Linked DNA regions of Mus musculus: region 1 is linked to region 2. The links are chromatin contacts, found by Hi-C or POLR2A ChIA-PET in ENCODE. All regions are on one chromosome and are shown on one strand. Each heading gives the region's core, a stretch centred on a gene start or an enhancer-like site at or near the end of the contact. The rest is flanking DNA. Distances are from core to core; before and after follow the strand shown.

Region 1 (3,890 bases), core at 819-3,318, 44 kb after region 2:
CTGAAACAACTTTCTGGCTTCATCTTCCTGGATGAAGCAAAATCTGCTTTCCATCTCTTGATTCTTGGTGTCCAGGTGGCTAGCTGCTGTGGGGACCATTCATTCTATTTCCCTGTTTCCCCATCACAGCTGCTACTGGTACTAGGCCATCAGCAATATCAGTAGGTAGAGAGGCAACAGGAGATTGTCTATCTGAGTAGTGTACGCTTCCAGAAGGGATACAGTGCTGATGGACCCCAAAATCCAGGCATAACTGTAGTTCAGGTCTACTCCACTGTCAAAGATTAAGATTAGAGCTACAGAGATGATTTGTGCAAATATAGATGTCATAGTCCCCTCGAAGGTTTTCTTAGTTCCAGGCCAGCGGATCTCTCCCATGGTGCTGCCAAATATGGAGGCCACAGTATCACCCACACCCACAGCCAAGACCCCAGCATAGGGGACCAGGGCTCTTGCTCCTTCCAGGCTGTCCTTCTGTGTACAGGGTCTGGGGATCAGCCAAATAGGAAGAGACATGCCCAGAAGCAGGTAGATGTGTGTTAGGATAAGGGGTCCACTGTCTCGTTCATCCAGGAAGAGGGACAGAAGGCTTCGCAGAGTGTGACCCAAGGGCTTTATTCGGAAATAGCGCACATACTCCAGGAAGATGAAGACTGCCAGGCACACAGTGGCGGCCACATACAGCAGTGGCCGGTCAAAGATGATGCCCGGGATATAAGTGGCTACCACAATGAAGTGGAAATACTTTCTTGTAATGGTAGGCGCCCTGTGCTTCTTGGACTCAGAAGACGACCGCTTAGCATTCTGGTACAGCACCACCAGGCAGGCCACAGAGGCCAGCAAAGACCAATAGGCAAGGAGGTAGATGCGAGTTTCAGTGTAGAAGAGGAACTGAAGAAGCCAAAGCAGGGGGTTCCTACGAATGAGCCAGTGCAGCCAGGGCAGAACCACACCAAGGCCCAGCACACAGGTCATGAGGTGGAAGAAGATGGAAGAGGCCCAGGTGCCTGAATCCATGAAGACAAAGAGGGTGCTGAAAAAGACACCCATGAGCACCATCCCTACCACCACCACCAACAGGAAGAAGTCCACTGGGTCCCCCTGGCTTTCAGTCAGAGAGCGCTTGATGAGTTGGTTAAGGACGAAGCTAATGCCACCCAATACCAGCAGTGCCTCCCCAGGAGTGAAGCATCGGGGCAGCAGGTACAGCAGGATCATGTTGAGATAAACAAATATTAGCAGGACTTCCAGGACCTCGATCACCTCGCCTACACTGAGCGAGTGCCTCATAATATAAATGATAACGCCTCCAGCCAAACCAGAGATGGCACAAGTATTGGTGGGCACCGGGCGAGTAATGCCCAGTGCCAACACGGAGGAGAAGAGGGCCACTGCCATGCCAGTAGCTGCAACCACAATGCCGAAGCGCTCGAAGTATGGGTTCCCTGCAGTCTGGCAGCGCTCCTTCATGACTAGCCCAAGCAAAGGCATGACCATGGAGGCCGGCAGTAAGCCGCTGTTCGCGGACATCCGGAACTGGAAAACGGCATTGCCCTGCTGGAGCAGCCGGTCCCACTTGTACTGGACGTAGAAGGCCTGCACCGCGAGGGCCACCGCGCACCAGGAGTATCGGTCCCACACTGCAGCGTGGATGCTCAACACCACGGCGAACACCACTGCAGCCTCCGCCAGCACCGACCCGCTCAGCGCAGCCCCAGACTCCTGGGGAGGGCACTGTCGGGTCATGTCTCTAGGTCTGGCGCTCTTGGGAGAAGAAGTTTGGTGACTAGGGACGCCTTGGCCTCTGGGGCCCTCAACCCGCCAAGCAGAGGGGCAGCAATTTCACCCAGCCAGCAACCTTCTCCAGCTTCCAAAAGGGTGTTCCACCACGGGCCACTCTGAGGCCTGGGAGCCGGCGCCCAGTCACCCGCCTCCGCTGTCAACCTACGGTGTAGCAGATGTTTGCCCTCTTCACCGCTCACAGTCTCCACCGCCTCCACCGCGGACTCCCCTCGCACCAGGGCAGCGCCATCTTGACAGCCCCATCTTGACCACGCCCACCATCACGTGGCGGAAGCCCACGCCCCCAGGCTGGAGGATCCCAGTCACGTGGGTACGGCGCATGGGGGCGGGGCTGGGCCGCGCGCGCGAAGATGGCGGCTGCCGCTGGTGGGCCGTGTGTGAGGTGCGGAGTGGGGCGCGGCAGGGGGTGGCCGTGAAGCGCGGGCTGGGAGCTGGGCGGGAGTTGGGACCGGGGCTCAGCCGCAGTGGCAGAGACGAGCCCCGGCTGGGTGGACGGACACTTGCCGGGGAGGCGGTTAGGTCCAAACCGTTCCCGCTCGCGGGGCTGAGGACACTTTTGGAGCGGGCCTGCCGCTCTCCCTTCTCTCTCCGTGGTCCCTGAGCCTCCGGTAGTCCCCATACACCCACGCTTGCTCCACCACGTTGCCTGTAGGCACTGCGGGACATTTCGGGGTCGCCTGGAAGACCCACCCCACTGCGATCCCTTCCTTGCTGTCCCTGCGCCCTGCTCCCCCTCGGGTGTGCCTTGCCCACGCCGCGATTTCTTCCCGCGGGCATCCTTAGTTCCCGCCTTCTTTTATTTTTGGCTAATGCCGATATTGATGCAATCAGCAGGCATGCCTTCATCTTCCATGCGATTCCGGGTTTTGTGCCAGGCTTCGGACACAAGATGAATTACCCCGAAACAAATATACAGTTCTCACTTAAAAGAGTGCTTTTGTTTGTTTGTTTGTTTGTTTGTTTCTTTTTTGAGGTAAGGTCTCTTGCCTCTCGGGCAGGCCTTGAACTCCTTGTTGTCTTGCCTTTGCCTTCTTGGTGCGGAAATTACAGACATGAATTTCGAGCCCTGCTTGCCTTTAAAGAGCGCTTACTAGCGCCAGACCCTGGGAAAGTGCCGTGCAGGCCTTACCTCATTCATTTCTCACGACTAGGAGAGGCGCCTCCTGTTCCACAGGACTCAGAAGTCCAGTTCATACATAGGCAGTCCCCCCTTGTCAGCCCTCGAGATAATCCCCGTGAGCCTTCAGATGGAAGGCTCTAAAGCCTTAACCAGACCTCTGTATGTATCCACATTATAGATCAGAAAGGGTCTTCACTGCCCTTCCTCCCCTTAAATGTAAACATTCCCTGTCAGTCACCTGGAATTGACTCTGCCAGTTTTATTTGGTCTTGTTTCCTGTGGAAACCTGAAACGCCCAGACAGACATGTAATTATCACACACATTGCTGATCTTTCTCTCCATTAGCCTCTTCACCTTCCAGGGGTAACATTTTCTTTGGAGTTTCCTGTGGATAAAGTGTGGTCCTTGCAAGGGCCGGTTTGTTTCATGCCAGACCTTGTATCCACAGCTATGGATAAATACTTGTATGAAAACTGTAAAAAAATGAATTTTTTCAAAAGGAAAGGAAAGTTTTGGCTTGCCAGCAGGCTTTGAGCTTTCTGTGGAACTTAGCAAACCCATCGTTGAGGGAGGACTTTAACTGACTCTAGGGTTTTCATTTTACTTTTGTTTTGAGGTCCTAGGGGTCAAACCCAGGGCCTCAGGAATGCTAGGCAAGCCCTCTAGTATTGAGTCACAACCTGTGGCCCGGGCGCCTAGCAGTAGGGTTCTAGGTGCTGCCTTGCTCTGTCAGGACAGTGCCTTTTAGTGCTGAAAAGCATGCTTCTTAGCAGTTGGGAGTAGAGGGCTGTATTTGAAAAGCTTGAGACCTGGGGCAAGAAACCGTCCATCCTGGTTTTTGTACCTAGTGCTTTTTTGTGGTTAGTCTTAGAAGTCACCTGACCATTTTGAGCTCCTACTTTTCCAAATGGGAATCCTTTTCATCTTTGTGCACAGGTGAACAGGTAGACAGTGGCAGCGTTAGTT
Region 2 (3,593 bases), core at 541-3,040:
CAAGCATTCTACCTTCAAGTTACTTCCCAAAACTCAGTGTGTATCTGAGGTTGGCCTTGAACTCCTGATCTTCCTGCTTCAGTCTCCCAGTCCTGGGATTATAGGCACACACCACCATTCTGGGGCAATGCTGGGGCCTCTTGCATTCCTTCAGGAAAAGCTGAGGCAGAGATGGAGGTTGGGGGACTGAGGCAAGAACAGAGGACCAGACCCAGACAGTTAGAGGAGCTGAGTTCTATCTACAGCCTCAGCTTCCTTCATGGTGGGTTGAGCATGTTGCTTCAGCTTGTATGTGGGTCAGCACTGGACAGAGACCACTGCTCAAGCTTTGGCAAACGATCCTGCGATCCTTTCACAGTATGTTGTGCAGACTGCACTGCAGGGTCAGCAGGCCAGCGCTAGGCAAAGACACGCTCTGCCTAATGCCTTCTCCATCCACACCAGTTCTCAAAAAGGTTCTGAAGAGAGGGATATGCGACTCTTACCATCACCCGTTCCTCCCTGCAGATCTCATTGGTGCGCATAGCTAGAAATGCTGCTGCCTGTGACACATTTCCCAAGAGGTGTCCCTTGGTCACTGAAGTTAGGGAACTGTGGTTGTTCCAGGACTTGTCAGAGCCTTGGAAGCGTGTTCCTGAGCACGACGAGTGGGAGCAGCCTTCACACTGGCGTGGTCCCACGCAGCTCTCTTGGAGATAGGAGCCTTTATACTCTGTATAGTTTGCCTTTTCTCTGCTTTTTGAGGCAAGGTCTCTTGTACCTGGGGTGGCGGCTACTACTTTCAAAATCTATGTAGTGGCTGCCTACTCCTGAGCTAGCCTCAAACAACAACTACTACTGCTATTACTACTATGACTTCTTTTTCCTTTTCTTCCTCTACCGTCTTCTCTAGTATTTTTTAAAATTGCTTATTTATTTTTATTTTATGTACACTGGTGGTTTGAGTGCACGCATGTCTGTGTGAGGGTGTCAGATCCCCTAGAACAGGAGTTACAGACAGGCAGTTGTGAGCTGCTGTGTGGGTGCTGGGTATTGAACCCCAGGTCCTCTGGAAGTGCAGACAGTGTTCCTAACCACTGAGCCATCTCTCCAGCCCCTCTTCTCTAGTTTTATTTCATTATGTGTATGAGTGATAAACTGTTTTGCCTGCATGGTGTCTGTACACCATGGGGGTACCTGGTATCCTTGAAGCTCAGAAGATAGCTTTAGATTCCCTTGAACTGGAGTTAGAGACAATTATGAGCTGTTGGAAATTGAACCAGGGTCTTCTCCAAGAGCAATAAATGTTTCTAACTCCTGAGCCATCTCTTCAGCCCTGGTTTCAAACTTGTGATCCTTTTACCTCAGCCTCTAGAGGGCTAGAAGTACAGATGTGCCCCTCCATATTGTTTAGAGTTTGACATCAGAGAAACGGTAAAGTCCTGACCCCATCTTCTCTTGGACACCTATTTCATGAAAGTCAGGTCACTTTGGGGCTACCTGCTTTTGTTTGTTTTTGGTTTTTGTGTGTGTGTTTTGGTTTTTTGAGACAGAGTTTTTCTGTGTAGCCCTGGCTGTCCTGGAGCTCACTCAGTAGACCAGGCTGTCCTGGAACTCAGAAATCCACCTGCCTCTGCCTCCCAAGTGCTGGGATTAAAGGCGTGCGCCACCACTGCCTGGCTGGGCTATGTGCTTTTTAGCGCTTTTGTTTCTTGGAAGGGCAGCCTGTGTCTGGCTCAGACAGGCTGCGGAGGCTGGCAGACAGAACAGAAGGCACATTCCTCCTGCAGCACCCCTGGGGCCCTACTGGGCCTTTCTGACTGTGTGGGGCATTGACATCAGAGAGGGAGGTGGAAAACGCCTGGTGTGTGGTGCTGTCATACTCTTTTGTTTATGGGAACAAGGTCAGCAGTGACTGCCCTGCCCTGTGGGAGCTTCCTGTTGGTTGTTGAGGAACTCTGTCCCTGGGGAGAGTTGGCTTGAACTGAAGCTTGCCTTTCTGGGCAGTGGAGAACAGGAAACCAGAGGAAGTGCCTATGTGAGATGGGAATTCCTTCTCTGCTTGTAAACAGTAGAGTCCATCATGCTGGGGTGAGGTGTGACCTCTGCTGTCTGCCTGAGCTAGGGCCCAGGTGCAGCTCAGGGAGAAGTGTAACATTTGAGTGGAATTGGATTGCTGTATATGCCTGAGTTTGTCACGTGACTGTTTGTCCTTACAGTACCTCTAGGTCAGTTTTGTATTGGTCGCAGAGAGTTTCAGACAGAAATCCCACAGGTTGGTTGGAAGACAAGGAAAAGGGCTTCCCAGTTGTTTGAGTCTACAGAGCCACTGATAGGCACAATTAAATATCAGTAGGTTTTTACAGATTTATTTATTTAGTTTATGTATATGAGTACGCTGTAGCTGTCTTCAGTCACAGCAGATTCATGGAACTGAGACTCTGGAAGGCTGTGACCCCACTGCAGATGTCCTGAGATCTCCTGGTAAGTTTTTTTTCTGTCTCTTGAGAGCTTGAAATCTCAAAATTAAATTGCTTGCTGCATTACAGCCTCACACTCCCTCTAGAGTAAAAGTGGCTGTAAAATTCCATGGTTTCACATGTGACCCCCATCTCCGAGGCGCATCTGCCAAACCTGTGCCCTCTCTGACACTCAGATGACAAATGTGTGCCCAGTTAGGTGGCATGGCAGAACCCTGGCCGGGGGCACCGTGCATTCCCCAGCTGGGTCCTTAGGTTCTGATTTGGGGAGTGGATAGGCAGCTTGCCTTTAGCTGGGTCCCCTTGCCTGCTTGTCCAGGCCAGCACCTGTTCCCCTGGTCCCACAGCAAATGGTTCTGCAGCCTGTCCAGGGTGCTTACACCTACATTTCTTAACCAATCTCAGAAGACACAGCAGATGTTCATAGCAGGTCATGACCAGTCTTCAAGGCTACTTTGTTCCCAGGGGTGCAGACCCAAAATTGGGCTCCAGTTTCCTTAACACCTGGAGTGCTAGAGGCCCCTGAGTATGACCTGCTTACAAAGGCCTCATTTCTGTCCATGCCTCGTCAAGAGGAGGCTCTTCCTAAGAAGCACCTCGAAAGGCAGTGGAGGTGGCGAGGCTGTGGAGGCAGCGAGGCTGTGGAGGCAGCGAGGCTGTGGAGGCAGCGAGGCTGAGGAGGCAGCGAGGCTGAGGAGGCAGCGAGGCTGTGGAGGCAGCGAGGCTGAGGAGGCAGCGAGGCCTGTGGAGGCAGCGAGGCTGAATAGGCAGCGAGGCTGAGGAGGCGGCGAGGCTGTGGAGGTGGCAAGGCTGAGGAGGCAGACCTGTCGTCTTAGGACTGCTTGGCACAGTAGCAAGTCGGATCTAGGTCTGTCGTGCCACCCGATCCTATAACATCAAATCCGTTCACCTCTCCGGACCTCAAGCTCTTCATATTGTAAGGGACTTTCAGCCCTCCTGTTCTGAGAGCAGCAGTGTGCCTGGAGTCCAGGCTGCTTTAGCTGGACAGGAGGAGCTCATGAGTTTACAGAGGCAGCCTGGGCAACATCTCAAACAACCCCTAATAAAAACTATAGTAAACATTTTTACTGCATAGAAATGATCCAAAAGCTTTTTGGGGACCACTTCATTTGG

What was found. Hi-C counts contacts between places; a loop is a spot of excess contacts on that map. ChIA-PET counts read pairs that join two places held with the same protein, here RNA polymerase II (POLR2A).
Region 1: a map of T-helper 1 cell shows a loop between it and region 2 (1.9-fold over the local background). The contact joins the promoter of Dolk here to the enhancer-like site in region 2. A Hi-C loop is called at or near these places in 9 of 37 maps with a recorded cell type or tissue (T-helper 1 cell, T-helper 2 cell, adrenal gland and 2 more). POLR2A ChIA-PET finds 5 or more read pairs at or near these places in 3 of 5 experiments (Patski and embryonic stem cell).

The regions. Positions count from the first base shown.
Region 1 is chr2:30,284,286-30,288,175 of GRCm38, forward strand. Dolk (dolichol kinase) reads right to left here and starts at 2,069. Exons shown (of 1, transcript NM_177648.3): 1 at 1-2,069. The coding sequence starts at 1,746. The coding sequence ends at 142. It overlaps Nup188 (nucleoporin 188), which reads left to right and starts at 2,131. Exons shown (of 44, transcript NM_198304.3): 1 at 2,131-2,185. The coding sequence starts at 2,154.
Region 2 is chr2:30,240,868-30,244,460 of GRCm38, forward strand. All of the region lies in intron 2 of Lrrc8a (leucine rich repeat containing 8A VRAC subunit A), which reads left to right. Among named protein-coding and RNA genes, the nearest start is that of Lrrc8a, 4.9 kb to the left of the region's middle. Within about 2 kb of position 1,791, at least 2 of the 3 ENCODE cell types and tissues checked have a DNase peak (open chromatin) inside an H3K27ac peak, as active enhancers do; they include heart, where a contact is called at or near this core.